Regions from separate parts of the Homo sapiens genome. Here region 1 is linked to region 2. Evidence: chromatin loops called from intact Hi-C (ENCODE). Cell type or tissue: endothelial cell of umbilical vein. All regions are shown on one strand. Each heading gives the region's core, and the rest is flanking DNA. Links, peaks and the distances in the headings are about the cores only. Region 1 holds the start of U2AF2 (U2 small nuclear RNA auxiliary factor 2). Region 2 holds the start of LENG9 (leukocyte receptor cluster member 9).

Region 1 (5,349 bases), core at 286-5,285, 1.2 Mb before region 2:
GAACCTGCCTCCCACCTTCCCCGTAAGTGAAGAGTTTAGCGCAGTGGGCCAGATCCCTCTTCCTCCCTCAGAACCTGTTTTCTTATCTCTATATTGAGATCTGAGACTGAGTATTATCAGGTGCCCTGAGATTGGGATTGTAAATGATTTGAGGTTTGTCTCAAACACTCCATATCGCGATTCTCGGGACCGCCAAAAGCCCCGCATATGCAGGATGTGTGCGTGCGGACACTCAAAGAATGCAGATGCTTTTAGGCAACATGTGCCAAACACGTTAATATGAGGCGCCCCACTACCAACAGACGGGGCAGAAACCACCTGGCGGGAGAGATCAGAGCAAATCAGCAAAAAGGAAAAGGGGTACGCGAGGGGCCCGTGGCCTCCAAGCATCCGCCGAAACGGCTCTGCCCTCATCCACGTGAAGGAAGGAAAGGGGCCCCCCCACCAAGTTCTCACAACCGCCATTTTGGAAACAAAGGGGGCGTGGAGACGCTGCCGTGGGCCCGACCGGAAGCGGAAGTGCCAAGGCAGCGGGAGAAAAGAGATTACGGGGACTAACATAATCTCCTTTTCAGAGAAACCAAAAAGATTTTAAAAAACAAAAGTTCACGTCGAGGCATCTGGCGCGCTCGTGCCGCGTCCCCCGCGCCACCTCCGCCAGGACCACGTGGGGCGCAGGGACAGCCGCCGTGCGCATGCGTCACGGGCCCGCGCCCCGCCGCCCCCTTCCCCTCGCCTAGCGCGCGGCGGAACGCTGGGGACGTCACGTGAACGAGGCGCGCGCCACGGAACCAGGGTTGGGGGGCGCCGCGCGGCCGTGAAGTGGGGGGAAGCGAGGGAGAAAATGGCGGGGGGGCAAAGAGCGACGCGAGGAGCCGCCCACACCTCCGCCCCGCGACCCCGGTGCCCTCACCTTGTTTATTCTCGTTGAGCTGCCGCTCGAACTCGTCGAAGTCCGACATGCTGAGGCGGCCGCGTAGGGCCCTGTGCAGCTTTCGCCTCGCCTTGCCGCCCGCTCCAGCCGCTTCGGCTACTTCCGCCGCTGGCTTCGGCTACTTCCGGCCGCCGCCGGCGCTTCGCCACCTCCTACCTAATCAAGCCTCCGGCAGCCCTCCCCGCCCCGCCCGGGCTCCGCCCCCTCACCCGCCCGCCCGCCCGCGAGCTTGCCCCTCCCCCCGAGCCTGGCTCCGAAGCGCCTCGGCTATCTCCGGATACTGGACGAAGGCGAAGCAGGCGGCCGCTTCGGCTGCTTCCGAAAACACCCGAACGTAGGGTTTCGCCGACTTCCCAGGTTTCCGTAACTTTTCCGAGATTATCTCCTCAACGTTCGGAGGTTTCCGTGTGTCCTCGTGTGCCACTGCGCCCAGTCCCCTCTGCGAGTTCGGGTTCTTCCAACAATTCAATCCGTCCCAGTCTTTGGCTTCTTCCACGGACTTGCTCCGATCTTCTCCGCCGGCCCTGTCCAAGCAATCGGCCACTTCCGACAATCCTAACCGTCCCGGCCTTCGGCTCTTTCCGGAGATTTCCGGATCTCGCCCTCGGGCCCCTCCTGGGATTAAGCTCGAGTCCGTGTTTCGGCTCTTTCCGGAGATGCCACTTGCTCACGCCTCCGATCAGAGAACTTCGGCTCCTTCCGCCACCGCTTCGTGAAGGCCTCACTCTCCGGGGACAGCTTCGACTTTTTCCGTGGGTACCTCGGCTCCTTCCGGCTTCGGGAACGGAAAAGGGAAGGAGAACAGAGACGAGATGGATCAGGGGAAGGGATAGAGAAGGGGACGAGGTCCTAGTTCTCGGCACCTGGCTCTCCGGGTGGGGAAAGTGAAAGAAAAAAAGGGCCGGCCTCGCGGAGGGCCTGAGAAGGTTGTGCCAGACAAAAGCAGCAAGAGGGATGAAGGGTGCGCGCGACCGCTGCGGAGGTTGCCAGCGCGGCTTTTTGCGCCTGCGCAGGGTGGAAGCCGCGGGTGAGGGGAAACAGGCTTCTGCGCCTGCGTAAAAGTCGTTCTGTGGCGCGCTCTCCCACTGCTCCCGTGAAGGGGGTTGCGGGGACCAGGTTTCAGTCCCCATTGCGCGTGCGCGAGATTTCCCTTACAACGGTGAAAGTGCTTAATCCCCAGCCGTTAAATCCGGCCACCCTCTTGGTTGTCTCGGCAACCACATCAACGCGCTCCGGCTCTTCCCGCCGCGCAGGCGCGGCAGACGGATCATCTGGCATTACTTCCGGGAGACAGATGATCTGGCGTTACTGCCCCCTGGCGGCCCAACGGAAGTATCCTCCAGACTTGGCCTGGCCGCTAGGTGGCCTCCCTCGCTAGAGGTCATCGACTCACGCCTCTCGCGCCGCGCTCCGGTCTGGGTAGCCCAGCGGGTAGTGTCCACGCTTCTTTTTACTTTTTTTTTTTTTTTTTTGAGACGGAGTCTCTGTCGCCCAGGCTGGAGTGCAGTGGCGCGATCTCGGCTCACTGGAACCTTCGCCTGCCGGGTTCAAGCGATTCTCCTGCCTCAGCCTTCCAAGTAGCTGGGACTACAGGCGCCCGCCACCACACCTGGCTAATTTTTTGTATTTTTAGTAGAGACGGGGTTTCACCGTGTTAGCCAGGATGGTCTCGATCTCCTGAACTCGTGATCCGCCTGCCTCGGCCTCCCAAAGTGCTGGGATTACAGGCGTGAGCCACCGCGCCCGGCTGTGTCCGCGCTTCTTTTCCCGAGCTCTGCCTCCGAGTTTTCTGGGGCGCAGCTGCTTCACTCTCCATCTCTGCCTCCGGGGGGCTAATTACACCGTATCCTACCCGTCCTCCCGCCTGACCACCCACCCCCTTGGAAGCCCCCGCAACCCCGTCACCGTCTTCGGGGCGACGGCCGCCCCCTCCCAGGCACGTCCCCCTCCTAGGAAGAGGCTGAGGCCAAGTTTATTCCAAATTTTCACGTCGTTTTTTAATTTAAATTATCTGAATAATTCTCTGTCTCACGCGGAGTTGGGGAGGTCTGTCCGGGAATCAGGTGGGCAGCTCCTCCGCGGGGCCAGGGCGGAGACGGGGTCTGTACAGTCCCCCACTCGAGGGGGGGGCACCCGCCTGCCTGGTTTTCCAGGAGGAAGGGGCCCGGCGAGGACAGGGCTGGGCAGCCCAAGCGGAAGGGGGTGCCGGCGTTCGGGAAGGGGCCGCGGCCGGTCCGGGGCCGTCGCGCTTGGGGGCCCGGCTAAGGGAGCCCCCAACCCAGGGAGCGAGGAGGAGGGGCAGGGGCGCGGCGGGGAGAGGGGCAGGTCATCCACCGGGGTCCACGGGGGAGGAAGGCCCGGGTGGAGGCGCGGAGGCGTGGTGCGATCACCGCTTGAAGCGGTAGGTGATGGGCAGCAGCAGCTTGCTCTTCTTGAGCGCCTGCACCTTCTTGAGCGTCTCGTCGTCCAGGGCCAGAAAGCAGCGGCGGGAGTACTCGAGCAGGCGCTCCTTGGAGGGGTCGAACTCGCCCACCTCGGCCAGCTTCTCGGGGGCCACAATGAGCAGCTCGGCGATGGGCGTGGTCAGCGCCACGGTGTTCCTGTCCACGCGGTGGTGCTCGAAGGCCCGCGACATGCTCTTGAGCTTCTGGAAGGTGCCCAGGATCTTCTTGTACCGGCAGAGGACCCCGTCGGCGTCCTTCACTGAGGGGTGGAGGCGGGGACACGAAAGTGAGGGGCAGGGCACAAGACTGAGGGGGCGGACACGGGAAGGGAAACGGCCATGGGAAGAAAGGATCTCGGCGAGCAGAGGCACGGGCCGGTGCAGGTGGAGACGGAGAACAACAGGCAAGGAAGGGGCAGAGAGGAGGGGAAGAATCGCAGCCAGATCTTGGACCAGTGGGAAATGGGAAGAGGCAGGCCCAGGAAGGAGAGTGAGGAGACAAAATGAGCCAAGAGGCCGGGTTCAACCCACGCGGTCCCAGCACCCCCCGACACCCCGAGCCATCACCCTCGTCTCCCTGCCTCAGGTGAATTCACTTATTCAAGTCTCACCCTCCCCGTGAGGTAGGTCCTACTGCGCACCTCCTCCTTACTGATGAAAGTTAAGGAGGTGCCCAAGGTGGCCCTGCCCTCGACGGTGGACCAAAACTTAAAAGTAAACCCAGGACAGGCCATGCGCGGTGGCTCACGCCTGTAATCCCAGCACTTTGGGAGGCCGAGGCAGGTGGATCACGAGGGCAGGAGATCCAGACCATCCTGGCAAACACGGTGAAACCCTGGCCTCTACTAAAAATACAAAAAATTAGCCAGGCGTGGTGGCGGGTGCCTGTAGTCCCAGCTACTCGGGAGGCTGAGGCAGGAGAATGGCGTGGACCCGGGAGGCGGAGATTCCAGTGAGGTGAGAATGCGCCACTGCACCACTCCAGCCTGGGCGACGGGGCAAGACGTCCCCCCCGCCAAAAAAAAAAAAGAAAGTAAACCCAGGACCACACGTGGAGGAGGGAGAGACAGAACCCGGTGGGTCTTTCTCCAGCAAGGCTGGAGGGGCTTGGAGAGAAAGGGGGACCTCTGGGAAGGACACACAGCAATTCAGCAGCCCGGGCCCCTCAGCGCCCGCCCCATGCACCCCACTCACCTCGCTGCCTCTCCCGGGCCTTGGGCTTCCCAAAGCGCCTCCGACTAGCACCTCCCTTCTGCTTCTGCCGCCTCCTCTCACTGGCGCTGCCTTCTTCGGACGCTCCGCTGAGGGAGGAGGCTGCTGACTCAGGGTCCGAGGCCTCGCCCCCAGCCCCACCACGGCTGTCCCCCTCCATCCGCCTGGGCCCAGGCTTCATCCGGCAGTGGTCCTCTGGGGAGATGGAGACACACACATGAACCAAGGGACCAGACATCCCATCACAGGTCCCGGGACTGAGAGAGGCTGCAGTCCCCGAACTGGATCCCCCAACCTGGGCTGGTCCCCTAAAGAGACAGAGAGACAAGGAGTACGGTAGAGACGCTGGTGGCTGAGTAGAGCCAGTTGGGGTCTGTGGGAGGTGGTAATGGGTGGAGCATTTTCTCAGAGGCCTGGGTTGGCAAGAGGTCTTACGGAGGCAGCCGACCAGGGGCCTCAGGACCCCTGTGACTATGCGCGGTTCCCATAGGGGAGGGAGAAATTTCTGGGGACTGGGCGGGACCTCTGGAGAGTAGCCTCTGGAAACCCAGGAGGCAGGCAAGGCCTTGGCTGGAGTCGGGGGGTCAGACCGAGAGAAATCAGGGGCCCTGGGTCCAGCAGGCTGGGTCCCACCTCCATCTAGACAGAGGGAGCCGGCAGGCGGAGGCCCAGACACAGATTCCTCTAGAAGGCGGGTTAGGGGAGGGCTCTGGTGCCAGGGTCCCCACTGGGAAAGTGCCGAAGCCGCAGGGCCAAACTG
Region 2 (5,349 bases), core at 242-5,241:
CAAAAACAAAAATCAAAAAACAAAAAACGGGAACCGTCCCCCATCGTCCTTTGAGCAGTCGCGTGGCTGCGAGCCCCGGGCTGGGGCCGCGCTGACCCTCCCGTGCCCCTCGCAGATGCCCGTGCTGAAGCAGCTGGGCCCCGCGCAGCCCAAGAAGCGGCCTGATCGCGGCGCCCTGTCCATCTCCGCGCCGCTCGGCGACTTCCGGCACACGCTGCACGTGGGGCGCGGCGGCGACGCCTTCGGGGACACCTCGTTCCTGAGCCGCCACGGCGGCGGGCCGCCCCCCGAGCCCCGGGCGCCCCCCGCGGGGGCCCCGCGCTCCCCGCCGCCGCCCGCCGTCCCGCAGTCCGCAGCGCCCTCGCCTGCCGACCCGCTGCTGTCCTTCCACCTGGATCTGGGGCCCTCCATGCTGGACGCGGTGCTGGGCGTCATGGACGCGGCGCGCCCGGAGGCGGCTGCCGCCAAGCCCGACGCGGAACCCCGCCCCGGGACGCAGCCCCCCCAGGCCCGCTGCCGCCCCAACGCGGACCTCGAGCTGAACGACGTCATCGGCCTCTAGGTTCCCTCATTCCCCGCGCCCTTCCCGCCCGGCACCCCACTTCTGTATACATAAACGGCCAAGGTGTGTGCCCGGGCTCTGACTTTTCACTTTGCACGTGGAAAGGGATGAATGATAGGGTCCTGGCGCCTCTGAGAGCCGGATGTGTCACCCGGAGGCCTGGTCCGGGTCCGATGATTGCCCTGGGGTGGGGGTGCGGCTCCTTTAAGAGAGCCCGAGGGCGTGGCCAGGCGGTGCCCCTTGCAGAGGCGGCGGCTCCCGCAGTCCCATTCGTCAAATACTGTGCGCCACCGCCGGCCGGACGTGGTCCTGGGGCCGGGCCAGACTCAGCCACCGCGGGGCCAGCCGAGGCGGGGCTGCAGAGTGCTGCAGCCCCAGGAGTCTTTCTGGCCCTGAACGCCTCAGGTGGACTCCGACCCGGCGGAGCCGCCGTTTACTCTGGGAGCGGCTGCAGAGGGAAGTGTCTGAGAACACTTTTAGAGCAGTAGGGGCCTGGTCTCCGTGGGGGAAGGGTCCGCAGGCATCTTGGTTCTTTAAGGCCCCCGAGGGATGGGGCCGAACATGCAAATGATTTGGACTGAGGGGCCAGGTTCTCGTAAGTTTCCCAGAGGGGCGGGGCCGCAAATGTAAATCACTTGGACTGAGGGCGGGTCCAGGTTCTTTAAAGACGTCCCCTCATGGGCGGGGCACACAGGTATCACCGGGAAAGGGGCGGGGCACCACATGTAAATCACCGGGAAAGGGATGGGACACAGGTAAATCACCCGGAAAGGGGCGGGGCACCACATGTAAATCACCTTAAAACGGACAGGGCACACATGTAAATCACTTGGGGAGAGGCACACACGTAAATCACCCGGAAAGAGGCAGCACAAAAGTATCACTGGGAAAGGGCCAGGGCACGCATGTAAATCACCCGGAACGGGGCGGGACACATGTAAATCACTTGAGAAGGGGAGAGGCACTCGTAAATCACCCGGAAAGGGGCGGGGCATTACATGTAAATTACCCTGAAAGGAGCGGGGAACATATGTAAATCACTTGGGAAGGGGAGAGGCACACATAAAAAAAAAAAAAAATCACCTAAAAGGGGTGGGGCACTCGTAAATCACCAGGAAAGGGGCGGGGCACCACATGTAAATCACCGGGAACGGGGCGGGGCACTACATGTAAATCACCTAAAGGTCGAGGCACACGTAATCATCCCGAAAGGGGCGGGGCATTACATGTAAATCACCCAGAAAGAGGCAGCACACATCAATCACCGGGAAAGGGGCGGGGCCAGGCTCCCAAGAGCTCCGGGAGACCGAGACTGCCGCAGCCTTTACGCAGCTTGCTTTCCTGGCGCTGGGGGAGGGCGCAGCCGGGAAGTCCCAGAGCAGCGGTGTCAGGCTCTCCACCAAGGAGGGACTGGGCCAGAGTCCTCGCGAGGGCACGCGGCGTGGTCCCCAGAGCTAGGCCGGAGCGCGGGCCGCTGACGCCACTGTCGGGTGAGGCTCGGTGCATCCAAGGGGAGCCGCCCTCCGTGCGGGGCGACCTCGTCTGCGCGGCGGGCGTGCCAGTTCCCCGCACCCATGGCAGCGGCCAGAGAGCCGGAGTTGCCGCAGGAAGCCCCCGCCACGGAACCCGCGCCCCCGCCGGCCTGCCGCTTCTTCCTGGAAGGCCGCTGCCGCTTCGGCGCCCGCTGCCGCCAGCCCCACCCTGGGGCGCCGGCGCCGCCTGGCCGCGAGGCGCAGCCGGAGGCCGGGGCCAAGAAGCCGCCGCTGCGCACAGCCGCGGACGTCATCCAGCGCATCCGCTGGGACCCGCGCCTCGACCCCGCCGACTTCTCGGTGGGCTACGTCGACCGCTTTCTGGGTGTGCGCGAGGAGCCCTTCAGCGCCTTTTGCTGGGACCAGCCGCTGGCGGCGCTCGGGCCGGGCGTGCTGGCAGTGCCCCAGCACCGCGTGCGCTTCTTCCGCTTCCGTGGCCGCCTTGTGTGGGACCGCGCCTCGCGCACCGACCTCGTCTTTGGCTCTGGCTCGGCGGCGGGACGCGGGCCCACCATCCTGGACGCACCGAACACCGAGGGCGCCCACGGGGCAGAGGGTGCCGAGTGGACACTGGCGGGGACAGGTCAGGAGGCCCAGGCTGCCCCCAAGCGAGGGAGCACAAGGCCGCTCTGCACAGGGCACCAGGAACCAGGCGTGGAGGAACCCGGAGAGCTGGAGGCGGCCCAGGAGAGGGCGCTGGGCACAGCTGCTGATTTGGGAACACTGGCCCCAAGAGGACGCCTCGCCGGAGTGACTGAGGCACTGAAGCCAACAGCAGCCACCAGGACCACATTGCTGGGGGGCAAGGAAGCACAGGCCCTGGGAGTCCCGGGGGGCTCCGCTGAGACGACAGAAGCCGAGTGGGGTCCTGCGGCCTGGCCCGAGGACAAAAGGGCCCGCCTTAGTGTTGCAGCCCCTTGCCAACCGCGCCCCACACATTTTGTGGCCCTCATGGTGACCGAGCCTGGGCTACAAGCAGAAGTGACCAAGGCCCAGGAATACCTGGTCCACGTGGCCCCACACTGCGCCAACTTCCTAGTGCCCTCTCAGAACCTACACCTGACCCTGGCCCTGCTGCGACTGGCAGGCGCTGGGGAGGAGGCCGCTGCCATTGGAGCTCTGAGACGGGCCCTCTTGGCCCCGGGGCTAAATGCACCCCCTCGGCTGAGCTTTAGAAAGCTGGTCCTCCTGGGCCCGCATGTGCTGTGTGCCCCACCCTCTCCCACACTGGAAAGCATGGCACAAGTGCTGAGCCAGAGGCTGGAAGCCGAGGGGCTGAGTACACTACAGTCTCCAGGGCAGCTGCACCCCCACCTCACCGTGGCCAAGGTGCCCCATGGTTCCCAGGTCCACCTCCCCAAGCTGGAGTTCACCCTCAGCCAGGAAGTGGGGTGCCAGCCCCTGCAGACACTCTGGCTGTGCCGTATAGGGAGGACAGGGGGGCCTTTCCAGCCCCTGGCTGAGATCCCCCTGGAGTGACACCCCCAGACCTCTGGAGGAGACAATGGATGCAAACAGCCCACACAGGAAAGACAAAGCAGGAGCGTGCACGCTCTCTCTTTCTCTCTTTAATTTTGGTTTCTCTCAAGCTTCCAAATGGTGCTCAGTGCTCCAAGGAAAGGAAGGAAGGAAGGAAAAGGAGGGGAGAGGAGGGGAAGGGGAGGCAGAGGAGGAACATCTGGAAAAAAAGCAGCCTGACAGTCCAGCTGTTTGCAAACTCATAGCACATCCTCCAGTTACATGGCAGAAGAGGGAGGGAGGGAGGGCCAAAAAGAAAAGGGAGAGGAGGAAGAAAAATAACTTAAATAAACACACACACAAAGAAAAGAGAAGGCAACATGACGTGAGCTGGTGATCCATGAAGGCAGGGAGGGAGGGGAACCGTTTTACCTGTGCTGAACCAAGGGAAGAATGCGGAGAGGGAGGGAGGGAAAGGGGAAAAAAAAATCAGAAGAAACACTGGGGGCAGAGGGAGGAGGGGACACGGAGACAACTTTATACAACTTGAGACGAGGCGGCCCGGCCGGCGTGTCCTCAGTGCGGTGTGGCGGCGGAGGATCTGGTGCTGGTGGTGCTGGCACTTCAGGGTGGGGGGCCGAGGACGGGCACAGTCTCTAAGCAGCTCCCCCACCCCAAACACGGAGGCCCCAAGGGGCTGGGAACAAGAGTCTGTGGCGAAGCAGGTGAGGCAGCGGGCGGTGGGCGGGCTTGCTGGGTGCCCCCGCCGCAGGCGGGCACGGGCTGGACGGCCTGTCTTCTTTCCACTGGCCCCCCGGCATGGGATGGGCCAGGGCGCCGGGTCGGGTACCGGAGTGCAAGCTCGAAAGAGAGAGAGAGAAAACACTGAGACAGCATTAGTGGAGTGAAAGGCGGACACAGATGAGCCTGCAGACCATGCCCCCAACCCTCCGCTGCCCATCCCCTCCTCCCCAATCCCATCCCTCTGAGGCAAAAAATAAAAACGTAGAAAAATCTCTGTACAGACTCCCCGGTGGGAAAACGGGGGCAGGGATGGTGGCTCTTCCTGGAGCGCACTCCCCACAAATAAATTTACAACCCAAGTCCACGGCTCAAAAACAGAATCCGCAAAGGCAGCGCTGGGGGCTGCAGCCCCTGCCCCCGCCCCTCCTCGCTGGGTGCTCAGAAGGCTGACAGCTGCGCCAGGCTGAGGCGGCAGTCGATGCTGGAGTTGTCCGGGCCCGTGTAGGCCAGGCCCAGGGGCTCTAGGAAGGCCCGGCAGGCGGCCTCGCCCTCGAAGGCCAGCTCGGCCTGCAGGTAGGAGACTGGCAGCGCAGGGCGGAAGCTATGGAGACAAGAGGAGAAGGTGATGAGGCGGGCGGGCGGGAGGGCAGGGGAGGGCCCCACGAGCGGGGAGGCCCCCCCATTCGGGTGCCCACAGGATTTCCTCAGCACAGTGCCTGCTGGCTCCCCACCCGCCTCCCAGCCTCCCCACCTCAGGGGCTCGGGGGGGGCCCGGGGGGGGTTAGTGACCCCAGTCCCCTGTGCCCCCCTCACCCTCACTTACCTGTGCGGGGGCCAGGGAGGAGCGGGGACGGGCAGGGAAGGGCCCAGCGGGCTCCTCCGCTGGCTGAGGGGCAGGGACCAGATGGAGGGAGCAGCACGTGGCAGGGGATGGGGATGGCGGGGCTGCCAGGGCCACCGTGGGGACCCAGCCCTCGCTGCCTCCCCTGCCCTGCGTTACAGTGTCTGGGAAGCCAGGCGCAGGGGTGCCAGCTAGCACTCACCACTACACAC

Evidence for each region. Hi-C counts contacts between places; a loop is a spot of excess contacts. Peaks named below come from ENCODE experiments on the same cell type or tissue, not always from the same donor. Only the 100,000 strongest peaks of a DNase experiment are listed, where the experiment ranks them.
Region 1: it touches region 2 in a loop (5-fold over the local background); 2 of 110 quality-filtered maps call a loop at or near these places.

Annotation. Positions count from the first base shown.
Region 1 is chr19:55,650,718-55,656,066 of GRCh38, reverse strand. CCDC106 (coiled-coil domain containing 106) reads right to left here. Exons shown (of 5, transcript NM_001370470.1): 4 at 4,572-4,784; 5 at 2,906-3,637. The coding sequence ends at 3,321. U2AF2 (U2 small nuclear RNA auxiliary factor 2) reads right to left here and starts at 1,032. Exons shown (of 12, transcript NM_007279.3): 1 at 914-1,032. The coding sequence starts at 962. RefSeq lists enhancers at 207-286, 1,237-1,906 and silencers at 647-786, 997-1,046, 1,137-1,186. In endothelial cell of umbilical vein, for the core only: a CTCF peak has its summit at 2,264 (motif pointing left); DNase peaks (open chromatin) are centred at 606, 1,636 and 2,146; H3K4me3 peaks cover 2,011 bases; H3K27ac peaks cover 1,898 bases.
Region 2 is chr19:54,460,314-54,465,662 of GRCh38, reverse strand. LENG8 (leukocyte receptor cluster member 8) reads right to left here. Exons shown (of 16, transcript NM_052925.4): 16 at 3,647-4,897. The coding sequence ends at 4,735. It overlaps LENG9 (leukocyte receptor cluster member 9), which reads left to right and starts at 1,885. Exons shown (of 1, transcript NM_001301782.2): 1 at 1,885-3,931. The coding sequence starts at 2,137. The coding sequence ends at 3,573. It overlaps CDC42EP5 (CDC42 effector protein 5), which reads left to right. Exons shown (of 3, transcript NM_145057.4): 3 at 116-637. The coding sequence starts at 116. The coding sequence ends at 562. In endothelial cell of umbilical vein, for the core only: a CTCF peak has its summit at 2,740 (motif pointing right); DNase peaks (open chromatin) are centred at 882, 1,222, 1,782 and 2,532; H3K4me3 peaks cover 1,826 bases; H3K27ac peaks cover 3,166 bases.